Linked DNA regions of Mus musculus: region 2 is linked to region 1. A link is a loop called in an ENCODE intact Hi-C map of the cell type or tissue named here. Cell type or tissue: heart. All regions are shown on one strand. Links, peaks and the distances in the headings refer to the core of each region. The heading gives the core; the rest is flanking DNA.

Evidence for each region. A loop is a pair of places that touch in the nucleus more often than their neighbours do. Peaks named below come from ENCODE experiments on the same cell type or tissue, not always from the same donor. Only the 100,000 strongest peaks of a DNase experiment are listed, where the experiment ranks them.
Region 2: a loop joins it to region 1, with 2.5 times the contacts of the local background. A loop is called at or near these places in 10 of 42 quality-filtered maps.

Annotation. Positions count from the first base shown.
Region 1 is chr1:106,712,696-106,721,102 of GRCm38, forward strand. It overlaps Bcl2 (B cell leukemia/lymphoma 2), which reads right to left and starts at 1,595. Exons shown (of 2, transcript NM_009741.5): 1 at 1-1,595. The coding sequence starts at 185. Kdsr (3-ketodihydrosphingosine reductase) reads right to left here. Exons shown (of 10, transcript NM_027534.2): 10 at 7,715-8,407. In heart, for the core only: CTCF peaks have their summits at 1,458 and 4,741 (motif pointing left); DNase peaks (open chromatin) are centred at 1,566 and 4,666; H3K4me3 peaks cover 2,414 bases; H3K27ac peaks cover 1,785 bases.
Region 2 is chr1:106,056,493-106,064,899 of GRCm38, forward strand. No RefSeq gene overlaps it. Among named protein-coding and RNA genes, the nearest start is that of Zcchc2, 70 kb to the left of the region's middle. In heart, for the core only: a CTCF peak has its summit at 3,544; no DNase peak of the experiment used is centred there; H3K27ac peaks cover 314 bases.

The DNA.
Region 1 (8,407 bases), core at 55-8,054:
TGCACAGCGGGCATTGGGTTGCTCTCAGGCTGGAAGGAGAAGATGCCAGGGGTGGGGGCAGCCCCCAGGGGCGCCGCGTCCGCATCTCCAGCATCCCACTCGTAGCCCCTCTGTGACAGCTTATAATGTATGTACTTCATCACGATCTCCCGGTTATCATACCCTGTTCTCCCGGCTTGCGCCATCCTTCCCCGAAAAGAAGCTGCAGGTACCAATGGCACTTCAAGTCCCGACTCCCGCCCCACGGCCCCGAAAGAAAAAAAAAAAAAAAAGAATAGTTATAATCCAGCTCTTTTATTGGATGTGCTTTGCATTCTTGGATGAAGGGGTGTCTTTAGTTACACCGAACACTTGATTCTGGTGTTTCCCCGTTGGCATGAGATGCAGGAAATTTTTATTCAAATTCCTTTCTGCTTTTTATTTCATGAGGTACATTATTTATTAAGCTTTGTTAATATCAGTCTACTTCCTCCGCAATGCTGAAAGGTGAAGAGGCGGGACGACCTAGGAAGTTAAAATCAGGTGTGTTTTCCTTTATATATTTAGGGTAAGAAAGGTATATCCGCTACAAGTTACACGTTTAAAAATGCATTAAACTGTCTGGAAATGAAATTTGCTTGAATGCACTTGAAGTAAAAAAATATTTCAAACGCGTCCATGGAAAGTTATATTAAACAAAATTCCTGTGCAAAGAACTTACTGTATTTTCTAAGGACGGCATGATCTTCTGTCAAGTTTACCCTTTTTTGGTAAAACCCAAACAAATACATAAGGCAACCACACCATCGATCTTCAGAAGTCTCCTTGTATAAGCTTCTTTACAACTTGCAATGAATCGGGAGTTGGGGTCTGGGGGCTAGGTGGAGGAAAAATCAGGAGGGTTTCCAGATTGGGTCCTCACACTCCGGCTTCACTGAGAATGTCAATCCGTAGGAATCCCAACCAGAGATCTCAAGAGCACCGCAGCGGGGCAAAAAGGCAGCGGCGGCGGCGGCAGATGAATTACAATTTTTCAGTCCAGCATTTGCAGAAGTCCTGTGATTCTCCCTTCTTCTCGGCAATTTACACTTGCACACACACGCTGGAGCGCAGGCATGGATCCGTATCCACCGGACCGCTTCAGACCTCCAGGGCAGAGAGACACGCCAAGGGGACGATGGAGGAGCTGGGGGACCGGGACCGGAATCCTCTTCTGATTAAACTCCGAAGGGCCAACGCGCTTTCCGAAACGGGAAAAAAAGCAGCTTGCTAAATGCAGGCACGGACGCGCTGGGGCCGCGGGTGCCCAAGGAGCAGCCCGCGCACTGTGTGTGGTGCGCTGCGGGAGAAGGAGGTGGTGGGGGAGGGTTTGCCCCCCCTCTTTTTCCTAAAAAGGATGACTGCTACGAAGTCCCCCCCTGGTCCCCTCTTCCGCTGCACCCCACCGGCGCACCCCGCCTCCGGGCTGCGCACCCTTTCTCCTCCTCCGCTGCGGGCGGCGCTGGCGGCCGCCTCCTCGTGCTTGCGCCGCGCAGCCCGTTCCACGGTGACGGCTGCGGCTGGGGAGGGCCTGGGCACCTCGGTGTTGGCGGCGGCGGCTCGGCGGGGACCCGGACGCGGGGCGGGAGGACGGGCCGGGGAGGAAGGGGGCGGGCGCGGGGCGGGGGGCCCGGCCTCTTACTTCATTCTCCGCCGGAGCGCCTGGTTTCCTGTACGTACGTCACCGTTCATTCAAAAAAAAGAAGAAAGAAAGCCCTCCTCTGAGCGCCCGCCCGCCGCCTCCTCCCGCCGCCCGCCAGCCGCCCGGGTTAAAGGCGCCGCGGCCGCCCCGGGGAGCGCGCGCCCGGCCGCGGCCGCTGGCCTGGGTGGCGGCCACCCGCGGGCTACGCTGGGCCCCGGACCGTGGGTGGCGCGGGCCTCCCGGGCGGCAGTGGCTCAGTGGGCGTGTGAGGGGCCTCCTCGGGCCTGCGGGGCTGGCTGCTGGCTGGACGTGCCTATAGCCAGGGCCAGGCTGTGGCGAGGCACCTGGATCTTTTCTAACAGGATGGGCACAATTGCATGGATCTTTTTCAACGTGTACAGTGTGCACGACCGCATGGACTTTTTCTATGTAGCATGTGCAGGTCACATGGACCCTTTCTAACCGCGTGCATGGAATGTGCACAATCCAATGGACCCTTTCTAACCACACATAAAGTGTGTACACAGTCGCTCTGTGTGTGTGTGTGTGTGTAGTGCAGTGTATCTACAATCATGTGGACCCTTTAAACAGTGTAGTGTATACAACCACATATAGTGTATAAAATCAAACAGACCCTCAGCTAACCATGTGAACCCCCAAACACTATGTTATCAGCTCTCAGCAGCCAGAGAGATTACCGAGACATATATTGACTCCTAAGTAGTGAGTAGTACCAATATGCTACCCTTGGGTGAAGAGAGGCAACTCCCAACACAGTCTCCAGGATATTAATTACAAATGAAAATACTTAGAATAACAACGTTAGCATGCTTGTTTCTAGGCCCTTTTGTCCAGACACCACAAGCTGTGTAACTTAGAACAGGTCTGAGTACTCCTCTGCTCTGAAGAGCATGATGTGATGTCCACAACCAGCAAGGGATGTGCCTCAGAGGCTGGTCTTTCCTCATCTCTTCTTAGTCAGACAGTGGCAGACTGATGGCAGTCGCTGATGCTCTTGGCTTGTTAAAGAATAGTCAAAGTGGTATGCGGAGTTACTTTGGAGGTGTCCAAGCAGATACCACATGAGCACCCAGGCGCTTTTAGCCTCTATCCAGGCATACCCAACTTGGTGACCAAGGCCAGACCTAACTCGCAGTGGGCCAGTGAAGAGAGGAGAAGAGAACAGCAGAAGTTTGAGTTTCAGGGACAGTTTTTCCTCTGCTCCTAACGCTCCCAGCACTGGGCTGGGGCTGGACCTCAGGGAGTGATACCTGCCACCTTTCAAGGCCATGACCCTAACACGGCATAGGTACGGTTTTGGATATCCTCAGCTCTGACCAGCATGCAACCTGAGACGGCTTCAGAAGATGCAGCCATACAGATAATGTGTCTATGTACCCACAGACACACAGTGCCACTGTCACTTGTATGAACCCAGACAGAAACAATCAAGCTGAGAGATAGATACATAAAACACCAAGAAAAACTGTGCTATGTGATAACTATGTTATCAGCTCTCAGCAGCCAGAGAGATTACTGAGACATATATTGACTCCTAAGTAGTGAGTAGTACCAATATGCTACCCTTGGGTGAAGAGTGGCAACTCCCAACAGTCTCCAGGATATTAATTACAAATTAAAATACTAATGAAAACTCGTGGTTGGTGAGATGGCTCAGCGGTTAAGAACACCGACTGTTCTTCCGAAGGTCCTGAGTTCAAGTGTCAGCAACCACATAGTGGCTCACAGCCATCTGTAATGGGATCTGATGCCCTCTTCTGGTGTGTCTGAAGACAGTGACAGTGTACTCACATACATTAAATTAATAAGTAAATAAGTAAGCTGTTCGTTCACAGGCTAGCAGGTTGCCACATCGGGCTTAAGAACAGAGCACATGTGCAGGGTGGACAAGTCCCACAGGCTTGCTGGATTACTGTGGGAACAGCACATTCAGTCACTATCTTTACCTCATTCCAAGTTTAAAAGGGTGTATTTTGTGTGTACATGGTGTGGGTTGGTGGAGTACATGCCATGGCATGGATTGTCATTGGACAGCACCGTGGAGCCATTCTCCCCTTCCACCTTTATTTATTTGAGGCAGGGTCTCATGTAGCCCAGGGTGGCCTTCAATTTGCTGTGTAACAAAGGATAAATGTAATGATTTTCCAGCCTCTATTTCCAGAGTGCCAGGATCATAGGCATGCATAATGACCCATTTGTGTGGTGTCCGGGATTGAAATTAGGGCTTTATGCACACTAGGCAAGTATTGTACAACTGAGCTACAAAAAGCATCTATTAATATATATGCACACATGCACGCGCGCGCGCGCGCACACACACACACACACACACACACACACACACACAGTACTTTTTTTTTTGCTTTTTTACTTCTTCTCACCCTGTTAGCCATGAGACCACTCTCTGTCCTGTGAGAATGGGTGCCTTCCTAGGAGTCTGTTACTAAAGGGATGAAGGGAACCTCTCCTTCACAGCTCTCTGATGGCACTGAGAGTGCTGGAGAGGTGGCCTGCACTGGGGGGAGGCACTGAGGTATGTGTTCACAGAAATGGAACTAGCACTGATGGTAAAAAGACCGCTCAGGGATCCTCCTAGGACCATGTCTTAACCTCCCACATTACTTCAGAGGAATCCAAAGACTTTGCATGTTTAATGCCCTGCACTGGGCTGGAGAAACAAGAGGGCAGGAATGGGGTGGGCAGGAGTCACGGTGTCCTTCTGCAATAGGAACAGCCAGGATGGAAGCATTCCCTACTTCCAGACACAGAAATGCTCCCTCATTTTTCCTTAAGGGTCTTCCCAGACCCTTCTGTGGCATCTTGGCCCTGACCAACTTGGCTTGGGGACAAATAACTTCTGGACCAATGTACGGTGGCCTTTCACTTCCCAAGGTGGCTTCTACCTCTACCGAGTCCAGGGGCCAGCCTTTGGTGCCTCTGGTGGGTAGCATCCAGCCAGAAGGGAAAAGGGCCAGCCACAGAGAAAGCCGACATAACAAGGGTCTGAAAGGCCCTTCATCCTCTGCTGAACAGAAAGCTTTCCTTGTGAGGTCCGCCACCTGCTGGTTGGTGCTTTGCAGCATTATTCGGGAAGTTCTCTTGAAAATCAATGTGAAAGTTTCCCAAGTTTATGAAAATGAAGAATATTCTAAAATGAACATAGAACTGGTTCGTGTTAAGTATGGATATCAAATCCTTCCATCTCTGGAATTTTTAACTGAAATGAGGGAAAAGACCCTTCACTGAGGGAAAAAAATGATAGAAAGACACATTTTAAAAGAAACTCTGGGTTATTTCAGGTTAAAAGCTGTAAGCAGATGGAGCAGAAATAAATCTGTAAACAATATGAAGAGGGGGAGGGGCGCCGAGACTGTTACTCCATGTAACCTGAATAAAACGAACTATTTACAAAATGAACATTTCACAGGCCTAGGTGTAAGCCAAAGCACTGGCTTTTGATTTCTCAGGTCCTATGTGGGCACCATGGGCTCCTGTACAGAGCTGTGTGTAGGCACTGGTGGACGAACACTGCATAAGCCCTACTATGTAGGCCCTACTATGTGAGCCTACTATGTGGGCACCATGGGCTCCTGTACAGAGCTGCGTGTAGGCATTGGTGGACAAACACTGCATGAGCCCTACTATGTAGGCCCTACTATGTGAGCCTACTATGTGGGCACCATGGGCTCCTGTACAGAGCTGCGTGTAGGCATTGGTGGACGAACACTGCAAAAGCCCTACTGGCAGTGCTCTTAGGACATTCAGGCTCAGACCTTTCTTCCCAAGACCGGTCACATTATTTTCGTCTTTCTGTGCTATCCAGCCATACTTGTCATAACTGGGCAACACTTCCACCAGATCAAAAACAAGTAAGTCTTAACCTAACCTAGAAACTCACCTGACTAGTTTATGGTGGATCCTAAGCCTCACAAAACCCATTAGAGTAAGAAGCCACAACCTCTACCACTAGGCATGAATGAAAAATCAGCCACACTGAAGTGCAAAGTTAACAGTGCACAAGCAAGGGCCTGGGGTGAGAGTGGCCCGGCCTGTGTGAGGCTTTGGGTTCAATGCCCAGTGCCGGAGTGTCAACGCAGAAACGGTGCTCACTTTTGGTTTACAAAAGAAAACAGAGAGAACTGACTTTTTCCTGCCTTTCAAATGAATGGCGTTTAAGGTGAAGTAGGACAAGGAGAGGAACTTGTCTGACAGTTTTCAAAGCCTGCTCATTTCTGGATAGCAACTGAAGCCATTGAACAAACACGTGGGAAGCCATCACCCATAGCAAGGGGGCAGAGAAGAATTTACATTCCTCTCCGTGACTACACTCATCTGCTATTTAGCAGACCTCACAGCGTCTCCTGATACTAACTACAAATCAAAATAGTTAAACAGCAACATTAGCATGCTTGTGTCCAGACACCACAAAGTATGTGAATTAGAACAGGTCAGAGTACTCCTGTGCTATGGAAGGGGGAAGTTCATAGGCAGCAAGGGATGTTCAAGGCTGAAGTCTTTCTTTGTCTCTTCTCAGTTAGCTGGTGGCAGACTGATGCCACTGATGTTCCCCCACTCCCATTTCTGCTGTCACTCCTCCCTACCTCGGCTCCTATTCAGATATTCATTCTTCCTGTGTAGCTTCCTTTTCTCCTATTCTTTTAAGGTCATTGGCCGTTCTGTTTAAGGCTAATGAGGACACCAATACCAACCCTATTCCAAAGTCCAAGAACTTCAGCATCTTTTGAGGTGACATCCCTACCAGCCGTATGTCTTTAATGGGGTGCCTCTCAAACACATGAAGATTGTTTGCTGCAATATCCCTACAGCCTAGGCAACATTAAAATTGAATTCCAAGGGATACCACACCCTTCTCAAACTCAAATCTTGCTATTTCTTCTCTGCTCAATAGAGTTCAAAAGCTGGCGTCTCATCCTTATGACTCGAGCTGCCCAAGCCTGCCTCCCTTCCCTCCCACTTGCCCTTCCCAGAGCTGTGCAAACATTTGATGGCTTTCTTGTTTTTCTTTGTCCTTAATTTTCCTTTGGCAGTAAAGGGGATCAAACTTGTCACATGCCAGGCAAGAGCTCAACACTGAGCTGTGTCCGAAATGTCTTCTTAGCATCTTTTGCCCCCACATCTGTTCCTCTCTCTAAACACACCTAACTTTCTCCCTTGGAAATTCCGATCAGTTCCTTAAGCTTCAGCTCAAACACTTGTGTGAAACCAGCCCTGACTTCTCCAGGAAACCTCCATACTCCACCCAGACAGCTTAGATGTAGTTAGTTTTGGAGGCTAAGAAGTGAAAAACAAACAAACAAACAAACAAACAAGCAAACAAACAAAAACAAACAAATGAAACAAAAACCGAAACAGAAGCCTCAGGTGGAATCTGGCCCCATGGAACTGACAGCTGTGACCTTGAGCTGGTTAGTGAACATCTCTGCCTCTCGGTGCCTGCTCCCTCATTTCTAAGCAGAGGTGTAATGACCGATACCCATCCTGTGCATGTATACTTCCACTGAGTTAAAACACACAAAGTGCTCAACAGTGCCTTGAACCTATCTGTTCTGAATTTGTTCACATAGCTTAATCACACCTCCTGTCAATCACAGTACACTTTCTGGCTGTTCTCTGCTAGATTGCAGACCACCTGAGGGAACAGACATCTTTAATACACTCCTTGCCTACAAAAACACTTGGCATTCACATATTTGTGTTATAAAACTCAAAGGTCTCCAGCCAAAGACGTGGGTGGATGCAGGGGGCTGCGAGTGGAGGGAATACATACGGGGCTCCAGCAAAGACAACAAAGGGGTGGAGAGTGGAGAGGAAGTGCAAGGCTTGCAGTCATCAGGAGGGAGAAGTTTACCCCCACCCCAAGCCCGCCTAGGAGGCTCATCACAGAAACTCAAGCAATATATGTAAAATGAGGAAAAATGGGGGTTAATAAGCTCATTAGTAGAGTGAAAAGAAATAACTTTTCTTTTAAACACCCAAACATACAAATCAGAGAAGCGATATCATATGCCATTTGAATATAAAATTTTCAAATTTAAAGAAAAGTTTGGCTTGCAATTCAAGATGCTTCCAAAATGATCTACTTAATGAAATGTCTTTATAAAACTCACCATTGAGTACAATGAATAAAAGCAATTTAAAGGTATAAACAAAATCATATAATCAACATAGAGCTGCAGAAAACATACAATAAAATTTAACAGAGACCTATTAATAAAAAACTCTCAGCAAACAGGAAATGAGAAATTGTCAACCTAAGAAATGAGCTCTATGAAAACCTTACAAGTAGCCGTCTATGTTGTAGTGAGATGTCCGAGCATTTCCCCTAAGAGTGCAGACAAGCAGCAAAGGAAGACCTATGGTGAAAAATGTGTTTTAAGAAACATCTCCTCAGGATGAGCAAACATTTCTGCTTACAAGAAACCAAGGTGTTCTCTCACCTACTTCTTGTTATCAAAATGTAGACACAGCTCACAAAATAAGCAGGAATAAGGGTCAGAAAATCTATTTGCATATGAAATGTAACTGTTCAAAAAGCTTTATTATATTCTATATTTCTTAGGCTTCTTTTACTCATACAGACAGAGCATACTTGAAATGAATGTTCAGATTCCTAAGTATATATTGTAAAAATATTACTTCCTAAAAATAATAAAAATCAGGCCTTATGAAATGTCTAGGAAGCCAAATAGAGACAATGCTATAAAA
Region 2 (8,407 bases), core at 33-8,032, 660 kb before region 1:
GTGATTCCTCTATTGAAAATTCTGTTTAGATCTGTACCCCATTTTCAATTGGATTATTTGGTGTTTCAATATCTGATTTCTTGATTTCCTTATATATTTTGGATAGAAATCTGTCAGATGTGGAATTGGTTAAAAAAAAATTCCCATTCTGTGGCTTCCATTTGGTCCTTTTGACAGTGTTGATTGCCTTGCAGAAGCCTTCCTTTAAGGTTCATGAAGTCCCATTTACTAATTGTCCATCTTACTGCCTGAGCTACTGGTGTTCCATTCAGGAACCTGTGCCCATATGTTAGCTGATGTTCCCTGCTTTCTCTTCGATCAGATTCAGTGTATTTGGTTTTATGTTGAGGTCTTTGATCCACTTGAACTTGAGCTTTGTGCAGGGCGATACATATAGATCTATCTGCATTCTTGTACATGCAGGCATCCAGTCTAGCACTGTTTGTTGAAAATGCTTTCTTTTGCCTCTGTTTCTGGCTTCTTTATCAAAAGATGTCCATCAGTATATGGATTTATGTCTGGGTCTTTGCTTTGATTCCACTGATCAATGTGTCTGTTTTTATGCCAGTGTCATATAGTTTTTATCACTATAGCTCTGTAATACAGCTTGAAGTCAGGGATAGTGACACCTCCAGAGGTTCTTTTATTGTTCAGGATTATTTTGACTATCCTGGTTTTTTTTTTTTTTTTTTTTTTTACATATTAAGTTGAAAATTGTCCTTCAAGGTCTGTAGAGAACTGTGTTGGAATTTTGGTGGGAATTACATTGAATCTGTAGATTACTTTTGGTAGGGTGGTCATTTTCAGTGTGTTAATCCTATGATCATGGGAGATCTTTCCATCTTCAATTTTTTTTCTTCAAACTCTTGAAGTTTTTAATCATACAAATCTTTCACTTGCTTGGTCAGAGTTACTCCAAGGTATTTAATATTATTTGAGGCTCCTTTAAAAGGTGGTTGTTTCCCTGTTTTTTTCCCCAGCCCATTTATCACCTGTGTACAGGAGGGCTGTTTTGTTCTGTTTTGTTCTGTTTTGTTTTGTTTTGTTTTGTTTGTTGTTTGTTTTTGTTTTTGTTTTTGTTTTTTGTTTTTTGTTTTTTGTTTTTTGTTTTTGTTTTTTTAGTTAATCTTGTATCCAGCCACTTTGCTGATAGTGTTCATCAGCTATAGGAGATCCCTAGTGGAATTTTGGGGGTCGCTTATGTATACTATCATATCATCAATGAATAGTGGTTTTTACTTCTTCCTTTCCAGTTTGTATTTTACTTGATCTCCTTCAGTTGTCTTTCTCTAGCTAAAACTTCAAGAATTATACTGAATAAATGGGGAGAAAGCAGACAGCCTTGTCTTGTTCCTGATTTTAGTGGAACTGCTTTGAGTTTCTCTCCACTTAATTTCATGTTGGCTATAGGCTTGCTGTAAATTGCCTTTATTGTGTTTTTAGGTATGTGCCTTGTATTCCTAATCTCTCCAGTACTTCTATCCTGAAAGGGTGTTAGATTTTGTCAAATGCTTTTTCAGCATCTAATGAGATGATCATGTTTTTTTTTTTTTTTTTCTCTTCAGCTTATTTAATGATGGGTTACATTTACTGATTTTTGTACTGTGTCATCCCTGCATCTCTGGAATGAAGCCTACCTGTTCGTGGTAGATGTTCTTTTTGATGTGCTCTTGGATTTGGTTTTATGAGTATTTTATTGAGTAGTTTACATCTATGTTGAAAAGGAAAATTGGTCTGAAATTCTCTTTCTTTGTTCAGTCTCTGTGTGGTTTGGGTGTCAAGGTGACTGTGGGCTCATAGAATGAGGTTGGCAGTGTTCCCTTGTAAGGGTCCATTGTTCACCAAAGAATGATACCTGAAACTCAAATAGTATGCAAAGGCCAGGAGCGTTTCATTCTGCAGAAGTCCAGCATACTGGCGTTCCTCATGACAAAACAGAGAGACAACCAAAGGGAGCTAGCACGCCTGTTTTAAAGCACTTTGGAATTCCAGGGTAGATGGGCTTTATCTTACTCTATCTCCAGGCATTCTAGAGCCATTGTTGAGGTGTGAAGGCTGGAGCCCGGGGTTTTTTTTTCTATTAGTAATTGACTTGCCTGGGCATGCCTGGACTTAGGCCTAGTCTCCCTAACTGCCAATTTGAATCCTGTCATGAAGTCAGACTGTCACATTCCTCTCACCTTCTGTTTCTATTTCGTGGAATACTCTGAAGAGTATTGGTGTTAACTCTTCTTTGAATGTCTGGCCAAATTCTGCAGTAAAAGTATTTAACCTTGGGCATTTTTTGGTTGGGAAACTTTTAGTGACTACTTCTATTTCACTAGGGGTTACAGGTCTGTTTAATTTGTTTATGTGATCTTGATTTAACTTTGGTAAGTGGTACCTAGTGAGAAAAATTATCCATTTCTTTTAGATTTTCCAATTTTATGGAGTACAGGTTTTAAAGATATGTCCTCATGAGTCTCTCAGTTTCCTCAGTATCTGTTGTTATGTTGCCCTTTTCATTTCTGATTTTACTAATTTGGATATTCTCTCTCTGTCTTCTGGTTAGTTTGGATAAGGGTTTGTCTAGCTTGTTGATTTTCTCAAAAACCCACCTCTGTCTCATTGATCCTGAGGGATCCACAGGAGGCATGGACAAGGGCAGCCTACCTGGTCTTCTGGCAGGCATGGCCTGTGGTTGAGCAGGGGGTGTTCTCCTGAGTTGGGGGCTGGGACACAGCAATGAGACAGGAGGGAAGGTGGGGGAAGTGGGGGAGAGGGTTGTAGTCTCTGGGATCCACAGGAGACATGGACAGGGCAGAGAAGAAGCTGCAGCTGGTGTTCTGACTTAGCACTAAAGAGGATCCTGAACCTAGGGTAACAGAGAGAGTGGAGCTTTCTTTTAAATACAGCCAAATGCTAAGCAGTGCTGGGCTAGGCAGCCCTGTCTGTCATTGGCTCACCATCTCTGGGCTAGTCTGCCCTACAAGGTAGTCTAATACATTATCAAAACACTGCAGAATCTCTTCCTGGGGTGTGTGTTGGGGGGGGGGGGGGTAAGTTCCTCTTCCGGTTGGTAACAGGCATCTGCCTTTCCCTTCTTTCCCCCAATCCCCCATAGTGGACTTGGTGAAATTCAAGCTCCTTGGATTCCAATGTTTCAGTTAAGGGACCATGACACAGTTGTCTCTAGAACAATCTCATCCTGCCAGTACAGTCGCAAAGCCACAGCCCTCTGTGACCTGTCTGCCTCAGGCCCCCGCATCTGTTTTCTGTGAGCCCTTGGAAGTCTGCAAGTCTTCCCTGGGGATGGGTTTCTCCTTAGCACATTCTAGGTTTGTGAACTTCTTTCCTGGATAGTGTATCCAAAGCTTCATGCTAAGTCTGCCTCAATCAAAAATTTGAGAAAGATGAGGTTAACTTCCTGATTTCTCTAACAATAATTGTTGCAGAAATCTAATAAGTTTCTTATGTGTTTGTTTCTGGTCAGGAATCCTAGAAGGCGGAAAGATGGCTCAGTAGTTCAGAGTGCTTGCTGTTCTAGAGGATCCAAGTTTGATTCCCAGAGCCTACAGTAGGTGGCTCACAATCTCCAGTAATTCCAGCTCCAAGGGTCAGATGACCTCTTCTGGCATCCACAGGCACTCAGACACACTCTCAAACACATAAATATGAATTAAAAAAACAATCTTTTCTACATGTAGATTCTATACTGCTTTACCTTTTCTCTTGAAAAGTCTGCTCTCTCTGTAGTGATACCTTGGGCTATAGGAAATAGCTGCTGGAGAATGGTTGTTTCTTTGCTTTTCTCTGTCTCTCTGTCTCTGTCTCTGTCTCTGTCTATCTGTCTCTGTCTCTCTCTGTCTTTGTCTCTCTCTCTCTCTCTCTCTTGGTTTTTGATTGTTGGTTGATTTTGTTTGGTTTTAGAGACAGGGTTTCTCTGTGTAGCCCTGGGTGTCCTGGAGCTTGCTCTGTAGACCAGTCTGGTCTTGAAGTCAGAGATCTGCCTTGATGTGTTAGAATGGTGGGTCGAGTCTCAACAGCACACTAGGCCAAGACAGTTCCACGTGGAAGAGGTTTTATTGGAAGGGAGAGACAAGGTAGTGGCAGAAAGAGAAGAGGGGAAGAGAGAGAGAGAGAGAGAGAGAGAGAGGGAGGGGTGATCTCCTTATTTATATGGAGAATGATATAACACAGGTAAAGGTGGGAGATGAGCCAAGTGGATGTTGGGAATATGGTGCCTATTGCTCTTGAGACTGGTCTGCAGGTCTCAGGTCGTGCTGTTGCCTATGTAATGTCATAGATTTGGGAGGTCCTGATGCCAGCATACTTGCCTCTGCCTTCCAAGTGCTAGAACTAAAGATGTGCACCACAATGCCCAGCTAGGTTGTTTATTTTGAAAGATCCTGTATACCACACTGGCCTCAAACCCCTCTGTGGTTGAGTAAACTCCTGATCCTACTAATTGGTGCTGTGGTTACAGGCCTATGCCAGGTAGTTGTAGTGCTGAGGGTCTAATCTCGGGTTCCAAGCATGCTAAGCAAGAACTCTACCAGCTAAGCCAGTCCAGAAACCCTTTTCCTCATCTGATCTTGCTGCCAAGGCTTAACATCAGTGCCCACTTAAGATGCCTTCCTGAACTTCTGAGTCCTTGCCATTCAACATTATTTTTATATCCAACCTTCCTTCTTTTTATATTCAGAGTTAGGGTGGAGGTCAGGGCCTTGCATGGGGTGGGTAAGTGTCCCTGCCACTGACAAGCCTGGGTCCGATCAAAACTCATTTCAATCTTCTTTCTTAGCATCTTAAATACAGAAGCAGGGGACTTTCCCACGCTTGCTAAAGCCACAGCTGTGACTTTCCTCCCGCCTTTTCTTTCTATTTCTGCTTACAGATGGGTTCATCCCACTTGACTTGTTCTTGTAACAGCTGATCAAATATTGCCATGACAACCAAAATACATTGTTCTTTTTTTCTTCTTCTGTCCTTTATGACCATCAGGACTCCACAGCTCAGCAGGCCTATGGTCTACCCCAGGGGTAATCACAGAAAACTGTGTTATCTAGGATTTCCTACCTCATAAAAAGGTTTGTATCTTTTAGGCCTTTGGTGTCAACACCTGCGAACTCTCATCACTGCCTAAGGGCCACAGACTCCTCTAGGGTAACAACAGAAGACCAATCACATCAGTCAATTCCCACTGGGGGAGGGTGGGGGGATAGAAAGAGCACCAAATTGGAAGCCAGGATATGGCCTGACTGTGTGCTGACCAGTTCCTCCTTAGGGCTCCTCAAAGTGCATATTGCTTCCTGCACATAAATAGGTCATCTTGCCTACTAATGAGCCCTGTCTGGGCAGCTCCACAGGCTCTCTTCTGTAGACATCTAACATAAGTCCTAAGATTGATCCAAGATGGATCTGGTGTTTCTGCCCTGCCCCAACTCATATAGAACGGCCCTAGCAGGGATGCCTTAGCTCTTTTCTACTCTCCATGGGAACCAACATCCCCAAATACAAGTGCTTGCTTAGGCCTGTTAACAGAGAAGAAAGGAAGTAGTCTAAGTGAACCAGAGCTCCAAGGACAATTATCTGTCACTATGGCAACAGGCAGTTGTCATCAGTGACTCCATCTTACTTTCCTCTTGTTCTTTCTCATTCTCAAGGTTTTCAGCCTCCTCTGTAGATTCTGGAGCAACTAACAAGAATAGTTATCATTTAGAACCTCTGCTCTGTGTCAAAACCCCAGACCGCACAACCTGAACTCCTGGGAAACTCAGATCTCTTCATGTCACCCTAATACCTACCCTTTCAAACAACTTAAAAAAAACAGAGACCTGAGGCCCCTGGAGGCCTCCCTTCCAGACTAGCATCTGCTGTAAACTCTATGACCGTCCTCTAAAGCACTCTGGTCCTGGGCTTGCTGCACAGAGGGGTTGCCCACAGGGATCGTGAGCAGTTCTAGAAGGTTGCAGGGATCTCTGCAAAGTCTGGTAGCAAACATCCCTTGGGGGAAGCAGAGCCTTGACTGTGGCCCAGCAGAAATGCCCTTTCTCTGCTCACAGGAGCCTGCCACTGTGTTTTAATTTAATGCCACTGAGGTCCAGGCTTCGGTTCCAGCTCTGTTCTTCTCTGTTGCCCTTCTTCCTTTCCCTTCGGCCTCCCCCTTTCAGCTCTGAAACTTAGAAGGTCCCTATATAGAAGCCACAGTAGACACTTTCCTAATCTTTCTGGTAGTAAGAAGACTAGGGAGTGACCAATCACTCCTTGTGCAGTCAGCAGTGTGTCCTGGACCAATATGCTACGAACCCATGACTCTTCTGTTATAAGCACAACAGAAGGCCAATTCCTGGGCAGTGGCTGGAATATTAGACTGCCTGTTCTCACATAGAATATCATAATTTTCTATACCAATTTAGTCAGAATTATTTACTCTAGTTACACCCCTTTCAAAATCAGCATCTTTTGGCGGTCTCCTACATCCCAGGCTGGTCCCGCTAACACTGTAGTCAAGGATGACTTTACCCCTCTTGCCCTTCTTGCCATAGTGCAGGCCACACTTCTAGTCTGTGCAGTATTTACTTAACTGCATTGATCTCAGGGCTTTGTGTGTGCCGGGCAAGCATGATATCAACTGAACGGCATCTTCGGCTCAGAGTGGGCTCAGAGTGGGTATATTAACTTACTTCAGAAGGGAGGTGCAGGCCGGGCATTGGTGGCACACGCCTTTAATCCCGGCACTTGGGAGGCAGAGTTCAAGGCCAACCTGATCTACAGAGTGAGTTCCAGGACAGCCAGGGCTATACAGAGAAACCCTGTCTCAAAAAAAAAAAAAAAAAAAAAAAAAAAAAGGGGTTGGGGGTGCGTTTTAAGGACCCCTTCAGGAACAGCACACTGTCAGGTCATGCTGAGGGCTCTGCACACTGTCAGGTTGTGCCAAGGACTCAGCAGCCTGCTTGGCAGCCACTTTTCCAGAGCAATCAAGAAGGACCTCTTTCTCTGCCCAGCTGAGAGCCCTGCTGCATCCAGACAGGCACACCACAGACTTGCCTGCTCCTTTCACTGTGCTTGGCTATATTCCTTTAAAAAAAATTAGGATTGCATTCATATTTCATCTGTAATAGCTATTTCCAAATATGTCTACATTTGAGGTCCTGGGGGTTATCACTTCTACATAGAAACTTGGAGGGATACAATTTAACTCCTAACAATTCTAACTCAGCTTCTGGAATCAGCTCCCTTTCTCTGGGTGACTGAACAAATCGCTCAGGACTGCCAGAACAAATTGCTACAGGCTCAGTGGCTGAAAACAAGAGAGTCAAGTCCCCTAGTTTTGGAAGCTGGAGGTCCCAGATGAAGGGTCACCTGGAGCAGAGTGCCTTTGGAATCCGTAAGGGAATGTTTCCTATTTTTAGATAAGTCTTACAGAATGTATGGATTACACTTTCAACATGGGGTAGGTGGGGCTAATATTACAATTCAGCACATCCCGGGGACCATCTTGTCTGCTGTCTGGAGCAGGTCACTACTGTTCCAGCCAACTGTTCTAATCAGCTGTCAGGAGGATGTTTCATGGATGAGGTGCTGAGGCTAAATGTGGAGACAGCTTGCTCGCTCAGCAAACACATGGACCTGAGACACTCTGTGGGCATGTCCCCTAGCACACACTTTTAAATATGCTCCCACCTGAGGTGGAAACACGAGGCTGGGAGGCTTTGTTCAAAGGTCCCTTTAGTTCTTGTCCAGACACAGTAGAAAGTAACACTGTGCACACCACTTGCTCAAAATCTTTTATAAAATCTTTCTGCCCACATGGTAAGATCCCTTCTATATTTTTCTCCATTCTACAATCAGACACTAAGTAGTTGTTATCTGATTCTCTACAACTGTAAAGCAAGAACCAGATCTCTGCCTGAGCAGGAAAGACTCCTCCTCCATTTACCCTGGACATTCCAATGATGGCAGGAATAATGCTATTTCTGTCATTGGCTTGTCACCAACTAGTTCTAAACCCCACCCTAGACTCCCATATGCACCGCCACCATTATTACACTTCCTGCCTGTAGGCAACGGTAGAATTTGAAAGTCCTCGTGTGACCTCAGTGTGATTTCTGGAGCTTCCACTGTCTGTCAAGTTGTGGCACATGTCAGCTCACAAGGAGAACAAACTGGCTTTCCAGACCTGTTCAGGTTCATCATTAATTGAAGGATCAATTGTCCCTGCAACCTCTGATTATTGTGACAGAGCCTTTTTGTTAGGCTGTCAACTTTAATGATGATATAGCCTGGACAGTATCTCTGCGGACCGCCCATCACTTCCCACCTCCCTGTATGCTGGCTGAATGCTTTGGCTTCCCTGTGCATCTAGGTTGACACACTCTTTCAAAATATCAGCTCTTATGATTAACAACTGGGCTCCAAAGATCCA